2 separate regions of the Homo sapiens genome follow, and region 1 is linked to region 2. Evidence: read pairs that join two places in POLR2A ChIA-PET (ENCODE). Cell type or tissue: PC-9. All regions are shown on one strand. Links, peaks and the distances in the headings refer to the core of each region. The heading gives the core; the rest is flanking DNA. Region 1 holds the start of LOC107985154 (a long non-coding RNA gene). Region 2 has its middle 19 kb from the start of TUBB6.

The links. ChIA-PET counts read pairs that join two places held together with the same protein. Peaks named below come from ENCODE experiments on the same cell type or tissue, not always from the same donor. Only the 100,000 strongest peaks of a DNase experiment are listed, where the experiment ranks them.
Region 1: POLR2A ChIA-PET joins it to region 2 with 10 read pairs; 6 of 35 experiments call an interaction of 5 or more read pairs at or near these places.

What each region holds. Positions count from the first base shown.
Region 1 is chr18:12,332,700-12,348,277 of GRCh38, reverse strand. It overlaps AFG3L2 (AFG3 like matrix AAA peptidase subunit 2), which reads left to right. Exons shown (of 17, transcript NM_006796.3): 13 at 1-5; 14 at 4,031-4,146; 15 at 7,877-8,077; 16 at 10,743-10,937. It overlaps LOC107985154 (a long non-coding RNA gene), which reads right to left and starts at 14,666. Exons shown (of 2, transcript XR_002958227.2): 1 at 11,376-14,666; 2 at 3,955-4,229. RefSeq lists enhancers at 11,513-12,368, 13,227-14,082. In PC-9, for the core only: no CTCF peak of the experiment used is centred there; a DNase peak (open chromatin) is centred at 11,217; H3K27ac peaks cover 264 bases.
Region 2 is chr18:12,281,143-12,296,720 of GRCh38, reverse strand. No RefSeq gene overlaps it. Among named protein-coding and RNA genes, the nearest start is that of TUBB6, 19 kb to the left of the region's middle. RefSeq lists enhancers at 6,690-7,453, 7,704-8,697, 8,698-9,693, 15,070-15,578. In PC-9, for the core only: no CTCF peak of the experiment used is centred there; a DNase peak (open chromatin) is centred at 8,520; H3K4me3 peaks cover 1,459 bases; H3K27ac peaks cover 390 bases.

The DNA.
Region 1 (15,578 bases), core at 3,395-11,394, 53 kb before region 2:
TGGTGGTAAGGAAACTGAACATAACTCAAGTGGAAAGGCTGATAAAATGAATTTGAGGCCAGGGATTTCTCTGTTTGGGCAAGAACTAGAAGCAAAGAAAGTGTATCCACTCAGCCCTGGGGCCCACCACATTTGTGCTCTCTTGGTGTCATGGCCCCTCCCATGCCTCTCCTCCCTCTCCTCCTTCTTCCTGCCACCGTCCCCTGCCACCTGCCCTCTGCATGGAGGTCCATGGTGCTGGGTGAGTTTGAGATGGCAGCTCACGAATGCTTTGCTTGCACAGGCAGCCAGCAGCGAGGTGTCTACCCATGAACTATACCAATCAAGTTTGTTAAAAAGCTCACAACCTTCCTGTTTACAAAAGTTTCATCACATGAGTTAGAGGTGCTCTGTGCTAGATACAGGTGATGGGTGTAAAATATCTGTAACAGCCGGGTGCGGTGGCTCACGCCTGTAATCCCAGCACTTTGGGAGGCCGAGGCAGGCAGATCACAAGGTCAGGAGTTTGAGACCAGCCTGGCTAACATAGTGAAACCCCATCTCTACTAAAAATACAAAGATTAGCCAGGCATGGTGGCTCGTACTTGAAGTCTCAGCTACTTGGGAGGCTGAGGCAGGAGAATCGCTTGAACCCGGGAGGCAGAGGTTATGGTGAGCCGAGATCGTGCCACTGCATTCCAGCCTGGGCAGCAGAGTAAGTCTCTGTCTCAAAAAAAAAAAAAATAATAATAATAAATAAAATAAAATAACTGTAACAGGCGTAGAGCTGGAAGTGCTTCCTCAGTCAGCATAGGGGGAGCGCACACAGTGCGTTTTCTTAGCATTCCATAGGGCTTCTGATTTAATCCCTAAAGGCAAGTAGCAATTCAAGAACTTGGGCATTCAAAGGAAGGGGAAGCCCTGCACCAGGCAGAGTTCCACGGAAGAGGAGGGGTGTGCCCCAGGCTCAGGATGAAACTGGGGTGTGACGTGGAAGTGGCCTGGCAGATGGACTTGAGGCAGTCTACCCTGTGTTGAGGGAGAGTAAACTGGTCAGTTTTGGAAAGTCTTGAATGTTAAGCTCAAAGACTTTTAAAATTTTGTCCTATGGCCAGTGTTGAATTAAGGTGGGTTTTTTGTTGTTGTTGTTTTGTTTTGTTTTTTTGTTTTTTGAGACAGAGTCTCATTCTGTCACCCAGGCTGGGGTGCAGTGGCACAATCTCGGCTCACTGCAACCTCCACCTCCAGGGTTCAAATAAACAGCTTTCCGAGTAGCTGCTATTACAGGCACCTGCCACCATGCCCGGCTAATTTTTGTACTTTTAGTAGAGATGGGGTTTCACCACGTTGGCCAGGCTGGTCTCTAACTCCTTTTTTTTTTTTTTTTTTTTTTTTGAGATGGAGTCTTGCCCTCTCCCCCAGGCTGAAGTGCAGTGGCTTGATCTTGGCTCACTGCAACCTCCACCTTCCGAGTTCAAGCAATTCTCCTCCCTCAGCCTCCCAAACAGCTGGGATTACAGGTGCGTGCCACCACGCCTGGCTAATTTTTGTATTTTTAGTAGAGATGGGGTTTCACCATGTTGGCCAGGCTGATCTCGAACTCCTGACCTCAGGTGATCTGCCTGCCTCGGCCTCCCAAAGTGTTCGGATTACAGGCGTGAGCCACTGAGTAACATAATGATCGATGGTATTTTAGGAGAATGAATCTGGCTTTGAAGAGTAGGGAAGCCTCTGGATGGAGGCAGAGAACCTTGCAGTCATCACTGTGAGCACCATGAGCCCACAGCTTATCAGGGGGGAGCACCAGTGACAGCCGTAAAAAAAATGAGGACAGACTGAGAGACCGCAGGAGTGTGGGGCGCTTGCAGAGGCAGCTGGCTCGTAGAGAATGAGCTGTCCTGCATGTGAGCCGGGGCAGGGGTATGCGTGTGTGACTTGGGAACAGGCAGTGGTGGTCCCAGGGTGTGCCAGGTGGAGTGAGATGGGCGGTTGGGGACACTTGGAGCCACCCTCCTGGGAGAGAGGGAGTTGCAGAGGAAATGTTACCCAGTGCTCACATTTGGTAAGAGGAGAGAAAGGTGAGTCAGCAAGGTCACCCGTGCTCATGGTGTACCACAAGCACTGAAGGTGCATCAGCAGACAAGCGAGGAAGATGTGCCAGTAACAGGGACCTGTAGGCTGGAGGGGACAGGAAATGAGGCGCTGGCAGTAGGGCGAGGCACAGGGATGTGGAGGAGGAAGAGGAACTTTGGATTTGGCAGTGAGCGTGTTAGGGTGACTTTTGACAGTTCATCTGAGTAGAGGGTACAAAACCAGACGAGTGGGGCTTCCAGTGAGGACATAGAGGCTGGTAGAGCAATGTGGTTTGCCGGGGATAGGTGCCCAGTAAACAATGAATTGTTGAATGAATGAATCACCAGCCCTTTTATTCTATAAATTTGTTATTGAAAAGGTAAACCTCAGATGGTAAGAGTTGTGAATGGAATGAAGCAAAATATAATAATTCACTGTAGAGACAGGTGAAAACTGTGTATTTATGCCTTTTTTTTAGGTTAAGGAGAAGTGATCAGAGAGGGCAGGGCAGAGCGGGCAGCCACGCAGCCGCAGGTTTTGCTCTGAGGCAGCTGCTGGGCCCCGCAGGCAGTGTTGTGTAGTGAGATAGGCACTGAGAAAATGAATGACTCCTAAGGTGAACTGTGGGGAAAGAAGGCTTCTTTGCTTTTACAGGTAAGCCAGAAGTGTTCATCGGCAGACAGACTTAACTCCTGTTTTGTAACTTCCCGCCCTGTGGCATATGCTTGTCTTGGGTTGTGTCATTGGGAACACAGCTTTTGTTTTTGTCTTCCAGTCTCCTTAACATCAGCTGAGAAATTCTCAGGTGGATTACCATGAACATGGCAAAACTACTTTTGCCACTGTGTGATGATTTGTTTTAGTACAAATGGCGCAGTTAGTTTTTACAGCACAGAGGTATGGAGTGAGGGGCAGAGCCCACGTTGATCCAGGCCAGAGAAGAATCACGCTCAGACTAGAGTCCGGTCAGCACTGTGGTGGACGCAGGCTGCAGCACGGGTCTTGTGGGCCCTGTGTCGCTGGGGTTTGCCCTCTGGGTCTGCTCTGCCACTTCTGTGGCTTGCTCTGAGCCATAGGGCCGGCTGGTTAGGTGAGGGTGCGCCAGCATCAGCCTGGCTGGCTCCACCTAGGTAGCTCCGGGTGTTGAACTGGCTGCCTGCTTTCTCAGACTCTCTTCTGCCTTCCAGCAGAACAGACAGCAGGTAGTGTCTTATGGCAGCCATCTTCGCGTGCCCAGTATTTGATAATTCTGAATACCTAGACTATGCAATGAGGACCTTTCCAGAGTTTTGGTTTCTGTAATTTTGCGTGTTTTAAAATGACCTTAATGCTGAATTTTATTTTACATTTCTATTTGTTTCCCAAAACACAGGGTGTGTGGCTTAAAAGTGAGAGAGTTAGGGTGAAAGCAGGCCTGGGGATGGGGGAGTGAGTGCATTTTTGCTGTAGTTGTATTTTGAACCTGACCTTTTGCTTTTATTCTGACCTTGATTGGGAATTCTATTTAATTTTTTAAAAAAATTTTTAACTTAATTTAATTTTTTTTTTTTTTGAGACGGATTCTTACTCTGTAGCCCAGGCTGGAGTGCAGCGGCATGATCTCAGTTCACTGCAACCTCCGCCTCCTGGGTTCAAGTGATTCTCCTGCCCCAGCCTCCCTAGCAGCTGGGAGTACAGGCGCTCACCACGACGCCTGGCTAATTTTGTATTTTTAGTAGAGACGGGGTTTCACCATGTTGGCCAGGCTGGTCTCGAACTCCTCACCTCAAGTGATTGGACCACCTCAGCCTCCCAAAGTGCTGGGATTACAGGCATGAGCCACTGCGCCTGGCCTTGATTAGGAATTTTTGGATTGTGATAGGCAGCTCAGTCTCCAAACCCCATTTTAGGTAAGGCAATGTATAGCACTGTATAACTGTCTTTTAATGTCAGTGTCACTGTAACAATGGCTTGGGTTTTTTTGTTGTTATTTTGTTAGGCTTAGAGAAGAAAACGCAGGTTCTGCAGCCTGAGGAGAAGAAGACTGTGGCATACCACGAAGCAGGCCATGCGGTTGCCGGCTGGTATCTGGAGCACGCAGACCCGCTTTTAAAGGTGAAGCAGGGTAGCTGCACTAGGCAGCCAGTGCATGGGTGAGCAGATGCTCGCTGCAGTCACTCAAGAAGCAAGCTACACTCCTGCAAAGGAGAAAGAAACAAGGCTTTAGCCAAAACTTCTGGTAACTTCTGGTAACCATAGTTGCACAAACCGTCCCATAGATAAATATAAAATTTGGACAGAAAATTATTTAAAGGGACCACAGAGTGTCCAAAAGCAGGCGAGAGCTGGAGAGTTTGCTCCTATAAAGCAGCAGTTGCAGTGGGTTTGAACTGGGAGCCTGTGGCTTTCTTGCCAAAGGGTTTTTCATAATCTCCACACTACAGTGGTATGAGACATAGTCTTTATTATCCTGAGGTGGTAGAGGAGATAGTCCAGGACTTAAAGAATACTGGAAATTTAACAGGAAAATCCCAGAAGCAAGAAAACTACCAAGTGGTGAGGCCCGAATCTGAGCAGGAACTGCCCAAATCTCAGGCCGACAACTAAACTACACATGCACAGTGGCAATCCCAGAGAACCTGGCAAAAGGGTAAGCAGAGACCAAAGAGAAATCTACCCCTGAAAGACGGGGGAACCATGTGAGATTTTTAAGTTTTTTGCTTTTCAACTGAGGCATTTCCCGAACTGCTGCAGCACAGATGACAGAAAGCAGCTGCCTCCCTGCCTTGCGATGGGTATCAGGGCTGCTGGGAATTGAGGCGGGCCAGGGGTGTGGGGGTCCCCTGAAGCAAGGGAACCATAGAGAAGACAACATTAGAGTGTCCATAAAACATCCTAAGGAACCCACAGAGAACCCACTAGAACTAATAAGTAAAGTTAGCAAGGTTGAAGAATTCAAGGTCAGTATACAAAGACCAATTGTATTTCTGTGTATTAGCAATAAACAATTGGAAAATGAAATTTTAAAAATTCAATTTCATTAGCAATTTCAGTAGCATCTAAAAACTCGAAATATGGAGGAATAAATTTAAGAAAATATTTGTAGGACATGCACATTGATAACAAGCCCTAAATAAAAATAGAGGTGGACTTTGCTCATGGAGTGTTACATCAGTTCTCCCAAAACTAATTGATAATTTCAGTGCAATCTCTGGTAATTATAGCAGATTTTTTTTTTTTGTGGAAATTGAGAAGCTGAATCTAAAACCGATATGGAAATACAAATGAGTAAGAGTAGCCAAAACAGTAAGTTACTCATCCCAGTATTAAGACTGTGCAGCTACAGTGATGAGAGTGTAGTGCTGGTAAGAGGACTGGCACGCAGGCCAGTGGGGTGGAATGGAGCCCGGAAAGTGAACCACAAACTTTTGGTTCACAGAGGTACCAGGATAATTCAAGGGGGAGGAATTGTCTTATCTACAGGTGGTTCTGGCAACAGAGTATTCACAGGAAAAATGGTGAACGTTAACCCTTGCATCATATGCAAAAAATTATTTGAAACAGGTCATAAGAACTAAAACCATCAAACTTCTAGGAGAAAATACAGGGAAAAATCTCTGTGGCCTTGACCATGCAAAAATTTCTTGGGACACAAAAAGCATGAGCCACAAAAGAAAACGTTGATAGGTGGGATCTCATCAAAATTTCAAACTCTCTTTCTTTGAAAGACAGTTAAGAAAATAAAAAGGCAAGCCACGCCCTCCAAAAATACATGCAGTACATATACAGGACAAAGGACTTATTTCTAGAACCTGTAAAGAACTCTTAGAACTCAATAATAAGAAAACAACCCAGTAAAACAATGGGCGAAAGATTTAAACATGCATTTCCCAGAAGGTATATGAGTGGGCATTAAGCACACACAGGGTATCATTATTTATCAGGGACATGCAAATTCACCCATGAGCTACCTGAACATACTTGCTAGAATGGTTAAAATGAAGAAGAGACAGTCTTCATTGTTGATAAGGATATGGAGCAGTTGAAACGCTCACACGTTATTGATAGGAATGTAAAATGGGGCCGGGTACAGTGGCTCATGCCTGTAATCCCAGCACTTTGGGACGCCGAGGCAGGCGGATCACTTGAGGTTAGGAGTTTGAGACCAGCCTGGCTAACGTGGCGAAACCTGTCTCTACTAAAAATAGAAAAATTAGCCAGACATGATGGTGAACGCCTATAATCCCAGCTACTCAGGAGACTGAGGCAGGAGAATCACTGGAGATGGGGAGGATCACTTGAACCCAAGAGGCGGAGGCTACAGTAAGCAGCAGTCGTGCCACTGCACTCCAGCCTGGGGGACAGAATGAAGCTCTGCCAAAAACAAAAATAGGGAATGTAAAATGGTACCATTGTTTTGGAAAACAGTTTGGCAGTTTCTTATTAAGGTAGACGAACACTTCCATGTGACCAAACAATTCAACTTTTATTTCCCCAAGAGAAATAAAAACCTATGTCCATGCAAGGACTGTTACTACTTTATGTATAATATCAATAAACTGAAAATAACCCTGACTTCCATCAAGAATGAAATGGATATTTGGTATGTTTGTAGCAGTGGAGTGCCACACAGCAGTAAAAATGAATGATTATTAATACATACAGCAGTATCTATGGATCTCAAAAACAGGGAAAGAGGCCAAACAATGAAGTATGTGCCATACAATTTCATTTATTTGCAATTCTAGAAGCTAAACTAATCCATAGGGACAGAAGGCATGTCTGTGGTTGCCTGGGGTTGGGTGTGGAGGGAAAGACTCCCTACCAGTGGGTACAAGGGAACTTTCTGGGCATGATGAGAATATTCTGTATCTTCATTGTGGCTTGATGTTATGTTTGTCAAAACTCATTGAACTCTACACTTCAGATGGGTGCATTTTACCATATATGTCATCTCTCAATAAACTGAATTTTTTAAAAATTAAAGGAATTTACTTAATTGCAAAAGAGGACTGGAAAGGAAAGGCTGCCGAGCATCTTGGCCTGCTGTACCCCTCTTCCTTCAAAGGAGGGTGTGGCCACGTCCGACAGCAGAGTTGAATGAAGCCTGCATGCTTGCACAACATCAGAACTGTCAGAATGTCAAGATGGAATACTTTCAATTGAGTTTTACAAAAAGACAAGAAATTTGCTGGGTGTGGTGGCGCATGCCTGTAATCCTAGCACTTTGGGAGGCCAAGGTGGGGGAATTGCTTGTAGTCAGGAGTTTAAGACCATCCCGAGCAGCAAAGTGAGACCCTGTTTTTACTTAAAAAAAAAAAAAAAAAGAAAAGCCATTTAGAATTCTAAGGTGAAGCTGGACGTGGTAGCTCACGCCTGTAATCCCAGCAGTTTGGGAGGCTGAGGCAGGAGGATCACGAGCTCAGGCGTTCGAGACCAGCCTGACCAACATGGTGAAACCCCTTCTTTACTAAAAATAAAAAATTAGCCAGGCCTGGTGGTGGGCGCTTATAATCCGAGCTACTCAGGAGGCTGAGGCAGGAGAATCACTTGAACCCGGGAGGTGGAGGTTGCAGTGAGTTGAGATCGTGCCACTGCACTCCAGCCTGGGTGACAGAGCAGGACTCAATCTCAATCTCAAGAAAAAAAACACTCTAAGGTGAACTTATCCTGAGAGAAAATACTCCTCCTGAGCAGTCACTGCTAGATCACATCCCACTAAGGCTGATGAACTGTGCGGCTGTTGTGCTTATTTTTAGTCAATGAGTTTATCTGTTTATACACAGATGTTTTGATCAAGTCTTCATCTGTAGTAGGATCTTCAACACTGTTTTCTACTTACCAGGTATCCATCATCCCACGTGGCAAAGGACTAGGTTATGCTCAGTATTTACCAAAAGAACAATACCTCTATACCAAAGAGCAGCTCTTGGATAGGATGTGTATGACTTTAGGTGGTCGAGTCTCTGAAGAAATCTTCTTTGGAAGAATTACAACTGGTGCTCAAGATGACTTGAGAAAAGTAACTCAGAGTGCATATGCCCAAGTGAGTATATGAAAGAGTGCATTTCCTCCTCATGTATTCATATTTGCACGAGAAATTGACATTCTATGAATGGCTCTGAAACAATATAGTTGTGCTTCACTGTTTTAGGCTTTTTAGGCAAGGATTATCTCTTAAAAGAAGTAAAGCAATTAAAACTTATGAAGAGAAACTTTATTTTTTTGAGACACAGTCTCCCTCTGTTGCCCAGGCTGGAGTGCAGTGGCTCTATCTTGGCTCACTGCAACCTCTGCCTCCTGGGTTCAAGTGATTGTCCTGCCTCAGCCTCCTGAGTAGCTGGGATTACAGGCATGCGCCACCACATGTGGCTAATTTTTTTTTTTTTTTTTTTTTTGAGACTGAGCCTCGCACTCTTGCCCAGGCTGGAGTGCAGTGGTGCAATCTCGGCTCACTGCAAGCTCTGCCTCCCAGGTTCACACCATTCTTCTGCCTCAGTCTCCTGAGGAGCTGGGGTTACAGGCGCCCACCACCACGCCTGGCTGATTTTTTTGTATTTTTAGTAGAGACAGGGTTTCACCGTGTTAGCCAGGATGGTCTTATCTCCTGACCTTGTGATCCTCCAGCCTCCCAAAGTGCTGGGATTACAGGCGTGAGCCACTGCGCCCAGCTTTTTTGTTTTTTTTTTTTTTTGATCTGGAGTTTTGCTCTTGTTGCCCAGGCTGGAGTGCAATGGTGCGATCTCGGCTCACCACAACCTCTGCCTCCTGGGTTCAAGCAATTCTCCTGCCTCAGCCTCTTGAGTAGCTGGGATTACATTCATGTGCCACCACGCCTGGCTAGTTTTGTATTTTTAGTAGAGACGGGGTTTCTCCATGTTGGTCAGGCTGGTCTTGAACTCCTGACCTCAGGTGATCCGCCCGCCTCGGCCTCTCAAAGCACTGGGATTACAGGCATGAGCCGCTGTGCTTGGCTGAGAAACCTTTTTTTTTTTTTTTTTTTTTTTTTTGAGACAGAGTCTCGGTCGCCCAGGCTGGAGTGCAGTGGCGCCATCTGGGCACACTGCAAGCTCCGCCTGCCAGGTTCACGCCATTCTCCTGCCTCAGCCTCCCAAGTAGTGCCCGCCACCACTCCTGGCTAATTTTTTGTATCTTTAGTAGAGGCAGGCATTTCACTGTGTTAGCCAGGATGGTCTTGTCTCCTGACCTGGTGATCCGCCCGCCTTGGCCTGCCAAAGTGCTGGGATTACAGGCGTGAGCCACCGTGCCCGGCCCCGAGAAACCTTTTTTTAGTACAGTATTTAAAGTTTATTTCAGGCTGGGCGTGGTGGCTTTGATATGTATTTTTTCTCTAGCACCTCATTGAAGCTTTTCTAGTTCTGATTTAAGTAGATCTTTCATATCATATGTCATTTCCCTGATTTCTTTTAGCCTGTTTTGAAATAAGAAGATACGGATTTCCTCTTAATATTGACACGTCTTTTCATCCCACTTTTCTTATCTCTGGAGAAACTATTCAGCTTATTTTTTTCTTATAATAACTTTATAAGGGATTTTTCTATTGCCTATTTTTACATGAAATTTGTTCTGCTGCTCTCTTAGGTGGGAGGAGGTCTAGGAGCTTTTCTGACTGTATTCATGAAATGTTAGGAATGTGGTTTCCTACCTTCCAAGCATCCCTGGCTGTTTGATCCCCACTCTTATCTGGGCCTTCTCTTTTTTCCAGTGAGTTTGGGTCTTACTTGCAGAAGCCTCCTCCTTTGTGGTGCTGGTTAGTTTTGGGGGCTCATGGGTCCAGACTGGATCAGCTTCTTCAGACTGTTCCCTGGGCCCCATGGACTCAGTGAACGGGGAAATGCAGTTGCCCTTCTGGTCTCACATGTTCTCAGCGTGAGTGGCATGCCATCCTTCTGGGAAGAACCTGTTGGCAGCTGGGGGTTCTTGTTTCTTCAGGTCTATCAGATGCTTCTTGCTGCTTCTCTACTTTCTCTTGTGCAGATAGTAATATCAGGCTGGGCACGGTGGCTCATACCTGTAATCCCAGCACTTTGGGAAGCTGAAGTGGGAGGATAATTTGAGCCCAGAAGGTCAAAGCTGCAGTGAGCTATGATCATGCACTGCATTCCAGCCTGGGCGACAGAACAAGACCCTGTCTCAAAACAAAAACAAAAAGAAACCAGGTAGTGGCTGGGCTCATGCCCGTAATCCCAGCACTTTGGGAGGCCGAAGCGGGCAGATCACCTGAGGTCAGGAGTTCAAGACCAGCCTGGCCAACATGACAAAAACCCGTCTCTATTAAAAATACAAAAATTAGCCGGGAGTGGTGGCAGGTGCCTATAATCCCAGCTGCTTGGGAGGCTGAGGCTCGAGAATCGCTTGAACTCGGGATGTGGAGGTTGCAGTGAGCCAAGATGGTGCCACTGCACTATAGCCTGGGCAACAGACCAAGACTCTGTCTAAAAAAAAAAGAGAGAAATCAGGTAATAATATCATACAGTTGGGATTTGCGTCCTAACTTTGTTGTAGGTGTTATGCCTGGGCTTCTGGCTCTGTGTTTCTAGTCATGAGTTTAAAGCACTGTGCTGCTGCTGCTGCTGCTGCTGGCTACACAGAGCACCTTTGTGCACTTTAGCCGGCTCCAGGCTGCTGTGTAGATTTTGTCTGGTTAAAGAACAATCATATGTAATCACCACTAATTATGTATTTTTCAGATTGTTCAGTTTGGCATGAATGAAAAGGTTGGGCAAATCTCCTTTGACCTCCCACGTCAGGGGGACATGGTATTGGAGAAACCTTACAGTGAAGCCACTGCAAGATTGATAGATGATGAAGTACGAATACTTATTAATGATGCTTATAAAAGAACAGTAGCTCTTCTCACAGAAAAGAAAGCTGACGTGGAGAAGGTAGGTGCCAGTTGTGGGAATAATTCTTTACAGTTTTGCAAAAAAAAGATTGAAGTGATAGATAGACTGTTTTGGTTGGTGTGTAGACTGCAGAATTCCCTCTCTCTGGCTCACCCATGGGTCCGTTCGTTCTGATGTTTCGTTGTCTGCTCTGTCTTCAAGCGGGGGTTGCAATGTGGTGAGCAGAAGTTGACACTGTCCCGGCTCCTGTGGCTCTTAGGAATGTGACTGAATGATTAATGAAGTCTGTCAGTAACCACAAAGTAAACAAATCAGGACTCTCCCTCACCAGATAGTTCACAGTACTCCTAATGAGAAGCATGATTGCCTGGTTTACCATTGTGTTTCACCTCTAAAATAAATAGGTAGTGAAAGATGAAAGGGCAAGTAAAAGAAGCAGCCAAACTGCTAAGTAGGAAATTGGTACGTGAAAGTTACCTTGCTTGTGGCTTGCTCATGAACTTCCACAAGAAAGCATTGTGTTTGTCGTTGTTGTACCTCATTTGATAGCACCTACAAAAGGAAGGGACCCTTTCTGAACTCAGTGGATTTCTTGCATTTGGTAACTTCTTAATTTTCCAGAGTCCATGTGAAAAAAATTAGAATTAAAAAAAACTTTGAATATTCTATACTGTAATGAGAAAAACACAAATGTAAAAGCCTTTTATAAGGGATTGACACAACTGCCTAATAGATTTATTTTGCCTGCTGCCCAGGTACAGCCAGTTTCTCAAGACAGGGGAATTGCAGTAGAGAAAGAGCTTAATTCATGCAGAGCTGGCTGAATGGCAGCCTGGAGTTTTATTATTACTCAAATCGGTCTCCTTGGAGACCAGGGTTTTTCAAGGATAGTTTGGCAGGTAAGGGCCAGGGAGTGAGGAATGCTGGCTGGTTGGTTGGGGCAGAGGTGAAATCATAGGGCATGGAAGCTATCCTCCTGTGCTGAGTCAGTTTCTGAGTGGGGCCACAGGACCAGTTGGTAAGTCCAGGTGGAGCCATTGGTTGTCAGAAATGCAAAAAGCTGAAAAGCTATCGCAAAAGGCCAAGCCTAAGTTTTACAGTAGATGTTATCTGTAGGAGTAATTGGGGAAGTTGCAAATCTGACCTCCATAATAATGGCTGGTAATTATTTAACCATGCCTACATCTTAGTAGAATGCAGTCTCCTCTTATCCTCCTAATTTGGTGGCCTTTCATTAGTTTTACAAGGGTAGTTTAGTTTTGGGGAAGTGCTATTATCATTTAAACTATAAATTCCTCCCGAAGCTAGCTTGGCCCACACCCGGGAACAAGTGAGGACAGTGTGTGAGGCTAGAAGCAAGATGGAGTCAGCCATGCCAAATTTCTCTTGCTGTTATAATTTTGCAAAGGCAGCTTCACTAAGATTATGCTGTTCAATCAGCAAGTCTTCAAGAAGCCGACTATAACCCCTATGTTAGACTTCAGAAGAATCCATGCTGTCGGTGCACAAAAGTGTGCAGTGAAATGAGTGAGCACCAGCATCCCCAAAACACTGGAAAGCATGCAGCAGGGCTCTGAGGAAGAAAAGGCCAGCATGGGCAGAGTGGTCCAGGACGGCTCTGCAGGAGATAGGGCCGAGGTACCCAGAAGGATGAGCAGGTCATAGAGCTGAAGGAAGGGGAAGGAAGAGTGTGCGGCGTGGAGCCCGGGGGCAGCCCTGAGCCTGCTGCACTTGCAGGTGGTGGACCCTGTAGACCCAAGAGTGGCTGAGACAGATCTCTGTCAGCTTAGAGGTTTGTTTCGTCAAGGTTGAGGATGTACCCAGGGAAAAAGAAACACCAGTTACAGGGGATCTGTGGTCCCTGCTTTTTCCAGAGAGAGCTTCGAGGGCTTGAATATTTAAAGGGGAAAGAGTGGCAGGAAGGGAAGGAGGAAGGGAGAAAAGGGGAGGGTAGGTGGTGAAGGTGAGTGGTCGCATTCTTGATTTTTGCCCATTGAATCCACATGTGACATGTGAAAGGAGGAGTAGAGGGATGTCAGTTACGCATGCATCTCTTGTTCAGTAAATCCTCATTTTACATGCAATAAAGTAAACATAGAGTAGAAGAAAGAGTCAAATACACATTTGTCTCAGGTTGGCAGAGGGATGATTTCTGGTCTGGTCTTTGTCCATTCCTGTGAGATAAGCTGTTAACTTACATTGTCAGGGTGAGATCCAGCAGAACTTTGTTTCAGGGTAAAGGTTTTAGGGCCCACAAGGAATCTCCTTGTGAGCAATGAGTGAGGGAGGCCACCTGGGGAGATAAATGGTTTCTGTCTTTGCAGCCATCTCTTTAGGAACAATAGGAAGGCAGCTCTTGTGCAACTCAGTTTCCAAGCTTAACTTTTCCCCTTGGCATAATGCGTTTAGGGTCCCGAGATTTTATTTTCCTTTCATAAGTCCCAGGCCCTCCAGAGCTAGGTAGAAAGTTGAGGCACACAGCTTTAGAAGTAGAAGTGATCTTAAAAATGATCTAACCCAGCCTCCTTATTTTGTAGTAGTTCTTAAAGGAGTCCTTAAAGAATCTTGAGCAGAAATGATGAAAAGATCATTTCAGGAGAGTGTGGTGGCAGCATGCCAGCTGGATTGGAACAGGAACACAGACCAGACCAGCTTGGAAGCAGTGGGGGCATCTCAGCACTCCTCAGGTGGTGCCTGCAGGGGTGGCCATGAAAATAAAAAGGCAAAGGCAGAGCTGTAAAACCAAGACTTCATAGAGAACAAAAGAGAAGAAAGCCCAAGAATGACTCCAAGGCATCCCTGGGCAGGGGGAGGAAAGGGAGTGATAAACGGTTTGGTCTCAACACCCAAGAGGATTTGAGCAAGGCGCATTTGCAATCAGAATATGAACAGAGGTCAGGGCTGCCAGATAGCCAGGTGTTGAGCTGTGAAAGACAGGAATGCAGAAGAGCCCAGTCCAGATGAGCCCTCTGTGAGGCACTGAGGAGGTCTGCAGTGATGTGAGAATCTCCCCAGTTCTCCCACCCATCCACAGTCTCAGTGTCTGTACTCACACGACTCACGCTGCACAACTAAGGTCTGTTTATTGAAAGGAGAATTGGGTTAGCATGGTGAGGCTCTTGAAACACTGGACAGTTTTGAAGTACTTTCTGGTCCATCAGAGAGAATGAGCCACGTGCAGAATACTGCAGAGCCAGCCAGGAGGTAGGGAGGCTATGGAGAAGAGAGGGGCTAGGGCCTGTGCTCCTGAAACCATTGCCTTCCAGACTCTGCGAGGGCAGGGAGTGTGTACCTGAGGGCTTGCCAGCATTCACCCAACACCTGTGTACCAGGCACTGCCTGAGGGTTCCTTTCTGAAAACCCTGTGACCTCATGAGGTGGCTAACATTAGTGACCTCTTACATCAGTTTCAGGTGAAGAAGCTGTTAACAGAGAGAGGTCAGGTAGCTTTGCTTAGGGTCATACAGTGGGTAAGCAGCACAGCCAGGGTCTGACCCAGGTGTCCTGCCTGCAGAGCCCTGGTCGTTCCCCTCTCCCTGAGCCTGTGTGGCCCTGTAAGGCAGCTGCGGAGGGCTGCCGAGCACTTGGTGGCCGCTGTGAATCGAGAACTGTTAAATGTCAAGTGCATGCTGGTTACTGAAGATTCAGCATGAAGAAAGGAATGTAAAAAAACCTCAATCATGTTTTGTGTCGTCACATGTTGAAATAATATTTTGGCCAAGAACTGTGGCACATGTCTATAATCCCAGCACTTTGGGAGGCTGAGGTGGGTGGATCACTTGAGCCCAGGAATTCGAGACTAGCCTGGGCAACATGGTGAAACCCTGTTTGTACTAAAAATATAAAAAATTAGCCCGGCATGGTGGTGTGCATCTGTAGTCCCAGCTACTTGGAGGCTGAGATGGGAGGATCACCTGAGCCCAGGAAGTTGAGGCTAGAGGCTACAGTGAGCTGTGATCACGTCACTGCATTCCAGCCTGGGTGACAAGTGAGACCCTGTTTCAGGGGGAAAAAATATATATATATAATTATATATTATATATATAATTTTATATATTATATATTTATAATATATAATATATATTTATATATTATATATAATCTATATTTATAATATATAATCTATATATTTATATAATTATATATCATATATTTATATAATAGATTATATATTAGATTATTATATATATTATTTATTATATTATCTATTATTATATATATTAGATTATTATATATTATATATATTATATATATAATCTATTATATAATAGTTATATAATAGATTATAATCTATTATATAATAGTTATATAATAGATTATAATCTATTATATAATAGATTATATATTTTTATATATTATTAATATATTTTATATTATATATAATTTATATAATATATTTATATAATATATAATATATTATAGTATATAATATATTATATGTTATATAGTATATGTTATATATAATATATATTTTTTATATATTGGATTAAATTATTGAAATGTAAGTGATCACCCACAACTATGGTGTGTGTGTGTGTGTGTGTATAAGCAAATTGAGAATTAAAAATGGCCTAAGAATGAATCCTAAAGCTTTTTTCCCTTACGTATATGCAGACAATATATTTTTAAAATCAGAGCATTATAGTATTCTGGTTTTCTAAACAATCCTAATCTTTTAGA
Region 2 (15,578 bases), core at 4,431-12,430:
AAGGGTGACTGGACTCTGAGTGTGGATTTTGAGAGAGAGGAATGGAGGGTGTGCTCCAGCTGGAGGGCCCACCCTGTGCTAGCCCTGGTCACTTCCCAGCCTTCCAGGTCCCCAGGAACCAGTCTCCCTGGCTACCCTGGGCACTCCCAGCCAGGGCAGGAAGCATCTGTCTGGGAAGTCCAGCCACTGCCTTCTGGGTTATGATCTGGGGCAATAGTGCCTTGTGTGGCAGGGACCACCCAGGACGATGTCCTTAGAGGCCTGCAGGCTCATTGGATTTTCAGTTATTCCCATTTTAAAAATGAGTTAAGTCCTTCCAGGCTCAGAATTTCAAAGGACAGCAATCACCTCTGGTTTTACTTTAAGAAGCAGGAGCTTCAATTTCACAAAGACCTGAGGTGGCGGGAGGCCCTGCCCAGTGTGAGCTGCAGGGTGACTTCAGAGGAGTTGTCTCCAAGGGCCTCTTTCCTGTGATGATGAGTCAGGAGGTGGATGGGGCCCATAGAGCGGGTTTGGGGCATGAATCCTGCCATATCAGGGGTCACACGCAGGCAGCTCTCAACCAGAGCTTCAAGATCAGTGGCCTGGCCCCAGCATGAACACTATGGCCTCTACACTTCTAGGGCTCTGCTGGTCAGTTAGGGGCACAACCCCTTTGGGCTAATTCCACCCCACCAGCATGACCAAGCCTCTCTCGTGCTGGGTAGAGAGGCAGTGGACCGCTGACTACTGTGGGGGTGACATCGAGTCCATCGAGGTCTCTGGGAGGACGTGCGCTGAAATGCACCCGGGGTTCCATGTTTGGGTACATTTGGACGGTGGCATTGGTCTGGGGATGGGCCATACCTCTGCACCTCCCCCTCGGGTTGGTTTCATGTAGGGTTGGAAACAAAATAAAAAACCTGTTTATGTTCTTTTCCTAGACAAGAGAGCAAGAGTCTAGACAGGTTTGGGATGTCTGATTAGAAAATATTTCTGTTTTTGTGGAACTGCTAAATCCCAAGAGCGATAGAGGAAGTCCTGTGTGAAGGGTTTTGATCCACCTAGAAGATGAATTGTAAAGCTCACAGCGCCTCTTTCCCTGCATCCTGGAAATTCTCGGTTTAGACAAAATCAGTTTCCTCCTTGGCCAGTGAGTAAGACCGGACGATCTTTAAATTCCCTCCAGCTCTCACATCCTATGACTAATCAATACCAGTGCTTCTTAAATTAAAGAAAACCAGTTGCCTGTAATCCCAGCACTTTGGGAGGCCGAGGCGAGTGATCACTTGAAGTCAGGAGTTTGAGACCAGCCTGGCCAACATGGTGAAACGCCGTCTCTACTAAAAAAAAAAAAAAAAAAAAAAAAAATTAGCCAGATGTGATGGTGGGCGCCTGTAATCTCAGTTACTCAGGAGGCTGGGTCAGCAGAATTACTTAAACCCGGGAGGCAGAGGTTTCAGTGAGCCAAGATTGTGCCACTGCACTCCAGCCTGGGCGACAGCTAGACTCCGTCTCAAAAAAAAACGCAAAAAACAAAAACCAGTTGATACAACTCCCTCTACAAGGCTACAGCCTGCTTGCCGCATTTTTTCTATTTTATCTATTTCTCTATTAATTATAGTTGATTTGCCAATTCTATTTTAAAAGATCTTGATATCAAGGAATTTATTTGACTTCCTCTTTTACAAAACATTTATTTATTTATTTTTAATGGACAAAAATTGTGTATGTTTATTGTGTACAACATGTCTGGAAAGAGGTATACATTGTGGAAGGGCTCCATCGAGCTATCTTTTTTTTTTTTTTTTTGAGACGGAGTCTCACTCTGTTGCCCAGGCTGGAGTGTAGTGGTGTGATCTCAGCTTACTGCAAGCTCCGCCTCCCGGGTCCATGCCATTCTCCTGCCTCAGCCTCCTGAGTAGCTGGGACTACAGGTGCCTGTCACCACGCCTGGCTAATGTTTTGTATTTTTAGTAGAGACGGGGTTTCACCATGTTAGCCAGGATGGTCTTGATCTCCCGACCTTGTGATCCGCCTGCCTCAGCCTCCCAAAGTGCTGGGATTACAGGCGTGAGCCATCGCACCCGGCCTTGCATTGAGCTATTAATGTATGCATTACCTCACATACTTATTTTTTTGTGACGAGAACACTCAAACTCTATTCTCTTAGCAAGTTTCAGGAACACGATACACTGTTACTAAGCACAGTCACCATGTTGTAATAGCTCTCACCGACTTATTCCTCCTATTACTGAAATTATGTTTCCTTTGACCAACATCTCACCACCCCATTTCACCTCTTCTAAGATGGTAGTGAGCATCTATCCATGAAGTACACGATGAAGAATAAATATTTGTGTAGACAGTTGAGCGCAGCAAGTCCGGTTTGTAACACATGTGACCTGACACCTGTCTCATGCTAACAGGCTGGTTGTCTTGTTGTACAGCAGTTCAGCATACGGGGGGCATATCCCACTCACAGCTGTGATGGAGTGCTTTTCCCTGCAGAGCGCGACCCTTCTGCCTTCAGCGCGTTTTAGTAGGACGGGCTCTGAGTGAGGTGATGGAACCCTTGGGTTAGTCCCTGATGAACCTCTAACTAGCTGTGTGATCTCTGAGCCTCAGCGTCTTCCTCTGCAACACCGGGGGGTTGAATCAAGCCACATGTGAGGATCCCAAACTCCTGGGCTGCCCCAGAGCCTTCTTGTCACATGCCCCAACATGATCGTGGACCTTCATCCTCCACCCACCCCAGCCTGGCCCCTGGTCTTGAACACACGCTTGCAGGGGCTGGGGGCTGAAGCAGGAGCCGAGAGGAGGGGAGAGAAGCTCCAGGATGGGCAGGGGGAGCCAGGTGAGAACCAACTCTGGAATCTCCCAACCCGAGACTCAGGGTAGGGGCAGGGGAAGTAAGGAAAGGCACCCTCACCCTGGGATTTTTGAAAGCAGCAGAAGCAGGACAACTCTCTTACTTGGGGCTCACATATTTGAAAATATTCTTTTATTACCTTTGGGGCTCACATGTTTGAAAATGCTCTTGGGGCTTACATGTTTGAAAATACTCTTTTATTACCTTTCCATTAAAAAGTAATTCATGAGGTTGGGCATGGTGGCTCACGCTTGTAGTTCCAGCACTTTGGGAGGCTGAGGTAGGCAGATCACCTGAGGTCAGGAGTTTGAGACCAGCCTGGTCAACATGGTGAAACTCTGTCTCTACTAAAAATACAAAGATTAGCCAGGCGTGGTGGTGGGTGCCGGTCATCCCATCTTCTTGGGCAGCTGGGGCATGAGAATTGTTTGAACCTGGGAGGAGGAGGTTTCAGTGAGCTGAGATTGCACCACTGCACTCCAGCCTGGGCGTCAGAGTGAGACTCTGTCTCAGGAAAAAAAAAAAAGAAGGAAAAAAGTAATAGATGATAATAGATGAGTCTTGTAAGATGAAAAAATTTTGGAGATCGGTTGCACAACTATGTGAATATGTTTAATGCTATTAACCTATACATGTAAAAATGGGTAAGATGGTTAATTTTATGAGAGAGAGATATAGAGATATATGAGATATATATGATATAATAATATATATTATATTTTATATATAATTTTATATATAATTATTATTTTTGAGATGGAGTTTTGCTCTTGTTGCCCAGGCTGGAGTGCAATGGTGTGATCTTGGCTCACCACAACCTCTGCCTCCTGGGTTCAAGCGATTCTCCTGCCTCAGCCTCCCAAGTAGCTGGGATTACAGGCATGCACCACCATGCCAGGCTAATTTTTTTTTTGTATATTTAGTAGAGACAGGGTTTCTCCATGTTGGTCAGGCTGGTCTCAAACTCCCGACCTCAGGTGATCTGCCTGCTTCGGCCTCCCAAAGTGCTGGGATTACAGGTGTGAGCCACTGCGCCCGGCATGAGATTTTTTTTTTTTTTTGAGGTGGAGTCTCGCTCTGTCGCCCGGGCTGGAGTGCAATGGCACCATCTCAGCTCACTGCAACCTCCACCACCTGAGTTTAAGTAATTCTCCTGCCTCAGCCTCCTGAGTAGCTGGGATTACAGGCACGCACCACCATACCCAACTAATTTTTGTATTTTTAGTAGAGACAGGGTTTCACCATGTTGGTCAGGCTGGTCTCAAACTCCTGACCTTGTGATCCACCCGCCTCGGCCTCCCAAAGTGCTGGGATTACAGGTGTGAGCCACCGCGCCCGGCCTGATATGTTTTTTTAACCAGAATTTTTTTTTTTTTTTTTTTTGAGTCAGAGTCTCACTCTGTTGCCCAGGCTGGAGTGCAGCAGCGCGATCTCAGCTCACTACAACCTCCATCTCCTGGGTTCAAGCCATTCTCTTGCCTCAGCCTCCTGAGTAGCTGGGATTATAGGTGCATGCCACCATGCATGGTGTCAAACTCCTGACCTCGTGATCCGCCCGCCTCGGTGTCCCAAAGTGCTGGGATTACAGACGTGAGCCACCATGCCCGGTCCTTAACCACAATTTTTTTTTTTTTTTTTTAGAGGCAGAGTCTCGCTCTGTCGCCCAGGATGGAGTACAGTGGTGCGATTTTGTAAAGGGGGAAGGGGAGTAATAGACAAGCTTCACAAACATTGGAGAACACTGAAGAGTAACCAAAGATAACACAGATACAGCTCTATGCTCTGCAGGCCGTATTGCTCACACCCTTCTTCCAGGGACTGTCTTGACGGTTTCATTTGCAGTATTCTCCGTCCCCTTCAATGTGACTCCGTAGTGTCTAGCCCTTGCGGTTGTCAGAGCACAGAACCCTCCTGCTAATAGAGGGGTGGCTGGGATGAGCGCGTCTCACAGCTCTGTGGCTTAACTTGGGCTCTGCCACACGGGAACCTGGGGGATGTAACTGTAACCGTATGGGGCTGTCGGGTAGCTGTGTGCTGTGTGTAAGTCTCGTCCTGTTGCTGTCCTGCACGCGGCAGGCATGTCACATGTTTGGCGGCATGCACACCACATACCTGCACCAATAGTCCTGAAGCTGTAGGAGACAGTTCTGAAACTGTTTTGTTGAGGGCCACTGGGCTATTAAAAGTAAAGGTCACATTAAGTAAAATATTGATCTAAGTGATTATTTGATTTGGAAGGTTGTTGTTTTGTGTGGGATTTTTGGGATAGAGAAGGATATACTCATTCACCTTTTATTTACAATCAAACAAGTATTTACCAAGATCATGTAACAAACAAAATAAATGTTCCATTCTGTGTTAGTGAGAAGAAAATAGAGGGCAGGATGCAGAGAAAAGGGAAGAGGCCCAGAGAAGACAGGCCACTGTGTTTACAGGGGGCAGAGGCTGTGGGGGGATCGGGAGGGCACCTTCCTGTGGGTAGCACCCTGCTCATCTTTCCCTGTGGCTCCGCCCTGTGCCCTGTGCCCTCTGCACTGCCCAACCTGCTTACAGGGAGGGCCTGGGAGTTCAAGGGCCTTCTCGACCAGAAGCTTCAGGTCAGGGTCACAAGTGCGTGGCGCTGTTTGGTTCTGTTAAACACAATTTTGGTGTTTAATGACGATTTCTTGATTTATTCACTCTTTTCTTCCATAAATATTGAGCACTTGCCATGTCCCAGACACTGTGCTAGGTGCTGATTGTAATCCTTATGAATATTTAGTAACATCTGAAACAGACAAAAATAATCATAATAATTATTGTAACTTATATAATCATATGATACTATATCTATCTATCTATCTATATTTTTTTCTTTTTCTTTTTTTTTTTTTGAGACAGAGTCTCACTCTTGTCACCCAGGCTGGAGTGCAGTGGTACAATCTTGGTTCACTGCAACCTCTACCTCCCAGGTTCAGGTGATTCTCCTGCCTCAGCCTCCCGAGTAGCTGGGATTACAGGCACCAGCCACCACACCCGGCTAATTTTTATATTTTTAGTAGAGACAGGGTTTTGTCATGTTGGTCAGGCTGGTCTTGAACTCCTGACCTCAGATGATCCACCTGCCTCGGCCTCCCAAAGTGCTGGGATTAGAGGTGTGAGCCACAGCGCCTGGCCTATTTTTCTTTTGTATATTTAATTTTTAAATATAATAAAAGGCAGGGTCTCACTATGTTGCCCAGGCTGGTCTCAAACTCCTGGGATCAAGTGATCCTTTCACCTTGGCCAGAGTGCTGGGATTACAGCCGGGAGTCACGGCATCCAGCCAATATTATTATAATAATTTATAAAATTGTTCCAGGAACAAATAGTGACTGCCATCATTCTTACTATTACATGGATTGGCACATTTTCTTCCTGTCCATACTGAGGATGGAAGTGCTGAGAATGAATGCGGGAAGCTGCTGGTGAGGGCAAGAGGGCAGGGTGTGGAAGGTGCCTAGCAAGGAATGGCAGCCTGCCTTCCACCAGGGCTGGGAGGCTCAACAGCCAACAGTGAGGGCACCCGTGCTCCAGTCTGCAGGGCAGAGGGGCCCTGATGCAACCCTGCAGGGGGCAGGGGCAGACTTTGTGCAACACAGCTGAACTGGCACAGGTTCTGGGAAACAGGATTTCCCAGGGGCACCCTGGTGACTTCTGCCTTCTCTTGCCTTGCAGGCCAGTGGTTTCCAGGACCATGCCTGTGGTGAGTCCAGAAAGTGTGTGCATGCAGGCCAGGATACAGCTTTGTGTGACACAGATTTTATAAGTCAGAACTTGCATCTGTTGATTAGTTATCTTCCTCTTTGCTTTGTGATGGCATTCATGGAAAAGCCATAATTTCAGTGGACCCCACTCAGAACCTTGACCTTTGGCTCTAGTCACAGAACTTTGTTCCCCTAGGCTTCAGACCCTGCCTAGGTACTCCAGACGAGCCCTCCCAGGACCTGGAGTCTCTCCCTGCAGCCCGCACTTCTTGTTTCCTGCTCTCCCCACAGCTGCTACCTCCATCCTTGGTCCCAGACTTCCACCTCTGTCCTCTGCTTGGACCCTGCTCTCGTGCCCATCCACCTCTGGGACTTCTGCCCTTCACCTCTGAAAAAACCCTCGCCTGGCTGGGTGCAGTGGCTCACGCCTGTAATTCCAGCACTTTGGGAGGCCAAGACGGATGGATCACGAAGTCAGGAGATCGAGACCATCCTGGCTAACATGGTGAAACCCCGTCTCTACTAAAAATGCAAAAAATTAGCCAGGCATGGTGGCAGGTGCCTGTAGTCCCAGCTACTTGGGAGGCTGAGACAGGAGAATGGTGTGAACCCAGGAGGCGGAGCTTGCAGTGAGCCAAGATCACACCACTGCACTCCAGCCTGGGCGACAGAGCAAAACTCTTGTCTCAAAAAACACAAAAACAAAAACAAAAAAAAACAACAAAAAAAAACCAAAAACAAAACCCTCGCCCACTTCCCTCCCCTCCTTCCAGCCCCTTCCCCATCTCTGGATCTTTTGGATATGCTCATCTTTCTTCCTGCCTTTCCTGCCACCAGCTGAACTGTTGCATAATGAACAGCTGCCAGCAAAGATATCTAAAGCTGTGCTGCACTTTCTCAGTTAAAAGCACAAGTGGAAGGTTCATTCTTTTTTTGAGGTATTTTTACCCCTGTGGATTGGTTTGAATCAACTTAATCTGCACTGTCTGCACCTCCAGGCTAGGATGAGCCAATGTGCTCTTTTTCAGGTCCCAGATTCCAGGTGGGCAGGATATCACCAGGCCAGCTCTGTGAGAGCTGAGCGACCGCCTCCTGTCTGTACCCACCGCAGCCTCTGCACTCACCAAGCCCTGTCCCAGCAGAGGATCCCGCCTTTCACATTCAGAAGTCCCACCTCCGGCACTAGAATACACATTCCTGAAGGTTAAAGAGGACACCTCCTGCGTGTTGTGCATAAGACTCAGTGTGTTACTTTCTATGCCAATGCCCTAAGCGAGTGATTGTGAATGGAGAGACTAGGACGGCAGAAAGCTTGCCTTGCAGGAGGCACCCAGAATATTATGAGAGGAGGACCCAGAATATTATGACTGGAATAAGGAAAAATTGAATAATGCACGCCTTAGCAAAGTGGCTCTCTCTAGGCTTTTCTCAGAGTTTAACATATTATAAATTAGAATGGCATTAAAAAATAGAATCAGAATGGTTTGCACCTGATTATGATCGGCCAGGTGTTTGCCTGGATTCCATTCCTAGTCAGTCCCCGCCGGTCTAGTTAGGAACCGAGCTTTGTAGCGAGTCCTAGGCTTGGTCTTGCGTGCTCCTTGGAAGGAAGGGTGGTGGTGGGCAGGGAGGTGGATGGCTGGGTCCCCCGGGCCTTTCTCTTGGACAAGGCTGCAGCTCGTCCTCTCTCAGGCTCCAGGGCGGGGAGGGCACCTTCTTTAGCTAACAGCCTTGCTGGGAAAGTTACTGTGATCATGTAGGTAAAAACGCATTGTCAACCGCAAACTTCCAGACGAAAGTCCTGTGAAATTCTTATCGTCTGTTCTGGACAGTGGCGCGAGGGCTATTTGGAGAGTTGAACTCAGTGTGAGCCCAGCACGCCCCGCCCCAGCTGTCTCAGCTGCACCCAGGAATCCTGCGGTGGCCACTCCCCGCTCCAGCTGGCCCCGTGATGCAGAAAACATTTTTCCCCACCCATCCCAGCAACGCTCACCCTTCCTTACTAAGTCACATTTGTGCCTGACTCCCAAGAATACGCTTCACGCCCACGCATGGAATCAAGGGGGAAACCAGCAGATCCGCGCTGTGTCCCTTGCCTGGCCCGGGCACCTCTCGCGACCGCAGTCCTGTCCAGGGCGGACATCGTTCACGTTCTTACAGATGAGGGTGCCGAGTCTGGGAGAGGCCAAGAGACGTGCCCGGGCGCACATTTGGCCCCCAGCTGCTTACAGTAGAAACGGGGCCCCGGAGCTCCGCTGGGTATCTGCTCGGCAGGGCGCCCCCGCCTGCAGCTGCAGCGGACTCGGTCAGAACCTGATTCAACGGGAGGAACCACGTTGTCCAAAGCTCATTCCTGGGAGGGGAGTTCTGCCCAGGCAGACAGGGGGTCACCAGGCTTTCCTTGTCGGATGAGATTTTTCTCCCTGGGCGACCCCCACCATCCTCGCCTCCTCACCTGGCCTCTGCTGGGAGGAGCGGCTGGGTCGGCAGCTTGGGCTGGCCACTGCCTTTACCTGAGCGCCTGCGCCTGGGTCAGCCTGGCAGGCAGCAGCAGGCCAAGGAATGCCCCTGCAGGGAGGTGCGACCGGACAGCTGACGCCCGCCCTGCCTGTGCCGGCTGTTCCGAGGACGCCGGAATGTGGAGTGGGGACCCCGAGAGGGAGTACGCCTCTGCACCATCACTCGGGGGAGCGTGGGGAGCCCGCGTCCTTCACCTCCAGGGCAGGCGGAGGTCTGGGCGCAGGGCGGGCGGGAGCACGGTGCATAGCCTGACACCGCTCATTCGGGCTGAGCTGGCGCAGCTCACCTGGCTGCCAGCACCGACGCCGCATGAGCGCTCTGCGGCCACCTGCATCCAAAGAAAGCCTCGACGGCTTGCCATAGGGAAGCCCTGCGGGTCTTGAGCTCACCTTGAGGAAGCCCTGAGCAGTCAGGAGGCCGTGCCCTCCGGAAACCCTGGCAGCCCTGGTCGTCCAAGTGACAGTCTCCAGAGCTGTGGTTAAAGGAAGGGCTTGGCCGGGATCATGCCTGTCATCTAGCACTTTGGGAGGCCGAGGTAGGAGGATTACTTGAGGCCAGGAGTTCAAGACCAGCTGAGGCCAGGAGTTCAAGACCAGCCTGGGCATCACAGTGAGATCCCCATCTCTGAAATATATACATTTAAAAGAAGAGCTTCATTCACAGTTCCCTGGGAGGGAGGAAGCATTTAAAAAAAATCAATCAATTGGCCGGGCGCGGTTGCTCCTGCCTGTAATCCCAGCACTTCAGGAGGCCGAGGTGGGTGAATCACCTGAAGTCAGGAGTTTGAGATCAGCCTGGCCAACATGGTGAAACCCCATCTCTACTAAAAATACAAAAATTAACCAGGCCTGGTGGCAGGTGCCTGTAATCCCAGCTACTTGGGAGGCTGAGGCATGAGAATCGCTTGAACCCGGGAGGCGGAGGTTGCAGTGAGCCGAGATCACGCCCCTGTACTCCATACCACTGCACTCCAGCCTGGGGGATAGAGCGAGACTCTGTCTCAAAAAAAAAAAAAAAAGAAAAGAAAAGAAATCAATCAATAAAACCCTTTTCATTATAGAACATTAAAAACATACCCAAATCAGAGACTAATGAAAGCCCATGTATCCATCACCCAACTTCATCTGAAACAGATCTTAACAACTGTGCCTGTTTCTTAAAGAAAAGAAACAAAAAGGTGTATTAGTATCTGAGTTATAGTAAATGTTTTCATTCACTCTTTTCAGGAAAAAATGGGCAAATAAATGGTCAAACCTTTTGAAGATACTGTATTGAACTACTCTTAGCCCTTTCTTTCTCCTTAGTGTGAAAATTAAAGGGTGTACTTCCCAAGCATCTGTGCTTGCTATATGCCCAGCCCCATCCAGGCTCCAAGCTCTTTATTTTTATTTTTATTTAGAGATGGGGGTTTTGCTATGTTGCCTAGGCTGGCCTCCATCTCCTGGGCTCAAGTGATCCTCCCACTTCAGCTTCCCTAGTAGCTGAGACTACAAGTGCTTGCCACCACGTCCGGCCCCATTTAAAAATTAGAGTGAATATGCAAAGCTTGAAATAGACAATTTGGCAGGTGCAGTGATTCACACCTGTAATCCCAGCACTCTGGGAGGCTGAGGCAGATGGATCACCTGAGGTCAGAAGTTTGAGACCAGCCTGGCCAACACAGTGAAACCCCATCTCTACTAAAAATACAAAAAAATTAGCCAGGTGTGGTGGCGCATGCCTATAGTCCCAGCTACTTGGGAGGCTGAGGCAGGAGAATTGCTTGAACCTGGGAGGTGGAGGTTGCAGTGAGCCAAGATTGTGCCTCTGCACTCCAGCCTGGGTGACAGAGTGAGACTCTGTCAAAAAAAAAAAAAAAAAGAAAAAGAAAAAGAAAATAAAAGAAAATAACCAATTTGCCTTTTCAGCTTTGGCTCTGCAGCCTGCCTGTTGAGGCCCAGCTAGTCTTACTCTAGCTCCCAGCTTGCCAGACACATCAGTAGATTCTTCATGCCACTTAAGAGATATCTGGGAGCAAATAAAAAGTTTATGGAGTAAAAAATCTGATGCGATTCCAGGTTTACATATTTTGTTGCATTATACAACACTTTATATATATATTTTTTGAGAGTCAAGGGTCTCTCTATGTTGCCCAGGCTGGTCTTGAACTCCTGGCCTCAAGTGATCCTCCCATCTCAGCTTCCTGCGTAGACTTCAGGCTCTCCAGTGGTAATTGAATAAGATGATAACCCCCATAACCCAGGCACTCCAGAGGCCTGGCTGACCCAGCACGCCCGAGGAGGCACCTGTGGATATGGTCTCTCCCAGTCCCGGAGGGGAGGAGGACCAGGTGGGTTTGTCTTCTTCTCTACATCCCCAGGATCTTAGAGGTGGCTTTCAGAGAGATCCCAAGGCTGGTCACAAAGGGACCATCAGGCTTGCCCCAAGGCCAGCCCTGCCTCCCTGGGGGACCCCCCAGGTGGAACCCATTCTAACATCCCCTGTTCAACAGCTGCACCCGGGCTGCCTCCCTGAGCCCCCTGGAGTGGTCACTCTGAAGGGGGCTCCTTCCATTTGTCGTGGTCTTGTTGAAAGATTGTATTGTCATTTAACATTTCTGCTTCACACTGACAGAGACTGCAGGGAAATAAAAGAAGCTAATGAAAGAAATACACCCTGCAGGATTGGGGCAGGTTCAGGGCAGAGCATTGGAGAGCCCAGTTTGTGGACTTGAGAGGACTCTACATGTTGGCTTGTGGAGGAAGTGGGGTGGGGTCCTTTTGGGGAAATGCTGGATCAAGCACAAAGGCACTGCCCTGCGGTAGGGAAGCTGGACAGGAGGGATTAAAAAAAAATAACTCAAGAGGACAGAACTATAACCTGTGGGTAGAAGTTTTAGGGACCCAGATATTTGTCTGAAACCTCCCCAGAGTTAGCTGGCCATGGTGGACCTGTAGTCCCAGCTACTTGGGAGGCTGAGGTGGGAGAATCTGTTGAGCCTGGGAGGTCAAGACTGCAGTGAGCTCTGATCATGCCACTGCACTCCAACCTGGGCAACAAAGCAAGACTTTACCTTAAAAAAATAAAACACACCCTAAGACAGACAAAACTGCACAAGTTGAACGAGCTCCTGTTGCAAGGGCTGCCATATCTCAGTGTTCAAGCCAAGGATGGTGAACAGCACGGGGATCTTGGGGAGAAGGGTTTCTGTGCACCTTCATAACATCTGAGACTCAGCTCCCAACCCTGGCACATTTTATCCTTTGAGGAGAGAGATGATTTTTTTCCTAAAGTAAAATATCATTTGGAGTAAATCCTGGTGAATTAGGTAAAGGAATAAGTCAAAGCATTACTGTTAATTCTTCTGTTAGGTATAGGAGTGAGTCAAACCTTTCAGGTTTTTATTGTGTTTGTGTGGCAGGTAGCGGAGACTCACTGGGCCGGTGGCGCAGGGGTAAAAGAATTTACCAAGACAGTTGTAGGTAAAGAAAGGCAGATTTATTAGAGAAAGTAGGAAAATGTGTTGCAAGGTTGCAGTGGGCAGAATCAGCAGAAGAGGAGCTGCCTGCCAGGAGACCAAGGCTGGCTGGGGAGTTTATAGAATGGAACTTGAGCTGACTGATAACTAACTTCCATTTTTCTATCAGCCTAGGTGTTTGATAAATTAAGGTGTTTGTTGATAAGCAGGAAGCTTGTGAGCTCTGTACGTTATCTGCTCAGGAGGGCCACATGTCCTGGACCATAAAGAAAAACAGACCCACAGCATGTCTGTTTCCTCTCTTTGTTTATCTGTCCTGGACCATGGAGGAAGCCAGACCCATTGCTCATCTGCTTTATCTCTTTGTTTTCACCTGGTGCCACCAACCTGACTCCTTTTTCCTCATTAGGACTCTGCAGATTGCATGGTTTTCTTTCTTTTTTTTTTTTTTAAAAAAAAAAAAGAGATAGAGTCTTACTCTGTCACCCAGGCTGGAGTACAGTGGTGCAGTCATAACTTACTGCAGCCTCAACCTCCTGGGCTCAAGTGATCCTCCTGCCTCAGCCTCCCAAAGTACTGGGATTACAGGTGTGAGTCACTGTGCCCAGCCTTTGTAAGTTTGAGGTCTAACCACATACCAATGAGGCAGGTGTTGGTATATGGCTTGAAAGTGATCCTGCCTTAGTTGTCTTCCCACATGTCATTCCCATGAGCTGTGTGTACAGTTGTGTGACTGTGCGGGCTGGGAAGTCTGAAATCTGCAGGGAGGCTGCAGGCTGGAGCCCCGGAAGAGCTGATGTCGCAGCGCCACCCGCAGGGCTGTCTGCGGGCAGAATTCTTTCTCTAAGGGGATGTCAGTTTTTTCTCTGAAGGCCTTCAATGGACTGGATGAGGCCACTCCCTAATGGGCAACCTGGAGGGCATGTGCTTTACGTAAAGTCCACAGCTTTAAATGTTAGTCTCATCTTCAAAAATATCTTTCACAGCAACATCGGGATTGGTGTTTCACCAGAAACTGGGTGCCGTGGCCTGGCCAAGTGGACACGTAAAGTCACCATCACGAGCAGTAACATCACAATGGCTGGGTGCGTGGGGGGCTGTGGAAAAAACACTGCTTTTTCTCTCTGCTTTCACTCTCAATACAGAGTATTTCACCTTAGGGCACCGAAATGCGTGGGGATTTCTCTCCACAGACAACCCGTTCTCCAGCAGACACCAGCTGAGTGTCCTCTCATTCAATTCAACTCTGACACAGTCCTCTTGGAGACAGCATCAAACACCACGGGCTGAGAGCTCAGTCCTCAAGGCTGCCCTCACTTTTCACGCCCATTGCAAGCCCCAAGCTGTGACAAATCTCAGTTCCCCTGATCCCCGGCTTGGGGGTGGTTAATTTGCTAGGGTAGCTCACAGAACTCAGGGAAATCCTTTCTGTATGTTTAGCCTTTTATTATGAAGGATATTACAAAGGACACAGATGAAGACACTCATGGGGAAGGCATGTGGGGCAGGGCATGGAGCTTCCGTGGTCTCCCTGGACACCACGATCTCAGAGCCTGTACGTGTTCACTCTCTGGAAGCTCTTTGAGCCCTGTAGCTTGGGGATTTTTCTGGAGCCTTCATTACATAGGCACAATTGATTACCTCATTGGCCACTGGTGATTGATTCAAACTTCAGCTCCTCTCCCTTCCCCAGAGGTTGGGGGATGTGGCTGAAAGTCCTGACCCTTTAATCACAGGGCTGGTTCCCTGGCAACCAGCCCCTATCCTGAGGCCATGCAGGAGCCCACCAAGAGTCTCCTAAAATGATGCTCCTGGCCAGGCGCGGGGGCTCATGCCTGTCATCCCAGCCCTTCTGGAGGCCAAAGCAAGTGGATCGCTTGAGCCCAAGAATTTGAGATCAGCCTGGACAACATAAGGAGACCTCATCTCTACAAAAAATAAAAATGATTAGCCAGGCATGGTGGTGTGCAGCTGTAGTCCCAGCTACCTAGGAGACTGAGGTGGGAGGATCACTTGAGCCCAGGAAGCTGCAGTGAGCTGTGATCACACCACTACACTCCAGCCTGGGTGACAGAGCAAGATGCTGTCTTGAAAAAAAAAAGAAAAGATGCCCCCATAACCCAGGAAATTCCAAAGGATTTAGGAATTCTGTCAGCCATTCCAATCACTCAGGAGATTACAGATTTTAGGAGATCTATGTCAGGAATGGGGGCAGAGGCCAAAAACGTATTTTTTATTATATCACAATATCACAGGGGTCCTGGTACCCTGGCCTGGCCTTGGAGTGGCAGGGAGAACCTGGCTCCCAGCAGTGGTGGCCTGAAGCCTTCTTGCAGGTGGGCTGGGGGAGTTGCCGCAGTGACCTTCACAGACTGGCCTCCGACAGTCATAGCCAGTGGGCATCTCAGGGGAGGCCTGGGTGGGACACAACTCCCCATAGTCGGAGTGTGTCCCCCACTGCCTTGGCACATGAGCCCCTGGGGCATGAAGTGGGGGAGACCACTCAGTGGAGTGGAGGCTCAGAATAAAAGGCACTGCACTGATCATCAGATTTTAAAAGCAATAGCTCATGCCCATAATCCCAGTCCTCTGGGAGGCTGAGGTGAGAGGATCACTTGCACCCAGGAGTTGGAGAGCAGCCTGGGCAACATAGTAAGATCCTGTTGCTAACAACAAAAAAAAAATCTAAAAAAAAAAAAAAAAGATGATGAGCTGGGTGTGGTGGTGTGCACCTATAGTGTCAACTACTTGGGAGGCTGAGGTGGAAGATACATTTAAAAAAATGTTATGTTGGCCAGGCATGGTGGCTCACACCTGTAATCCCAGCACTTTGGGAGGCCAAGGTGGGTGCATCACCTGAGGTCAGGAGTTCAAGACTAGCCTGGCCAATGTGGTGAAACCCCAAAAATACAAAAATTACCTGGGTGTGGTGGCACGCACCTGTAATCCCAGCTATTCAGGAGGCTGAGGCAGGAGAATCGCTTGAACCCAGGAGGCGGAGTTTGCAGTGAGTCGAGACCACACC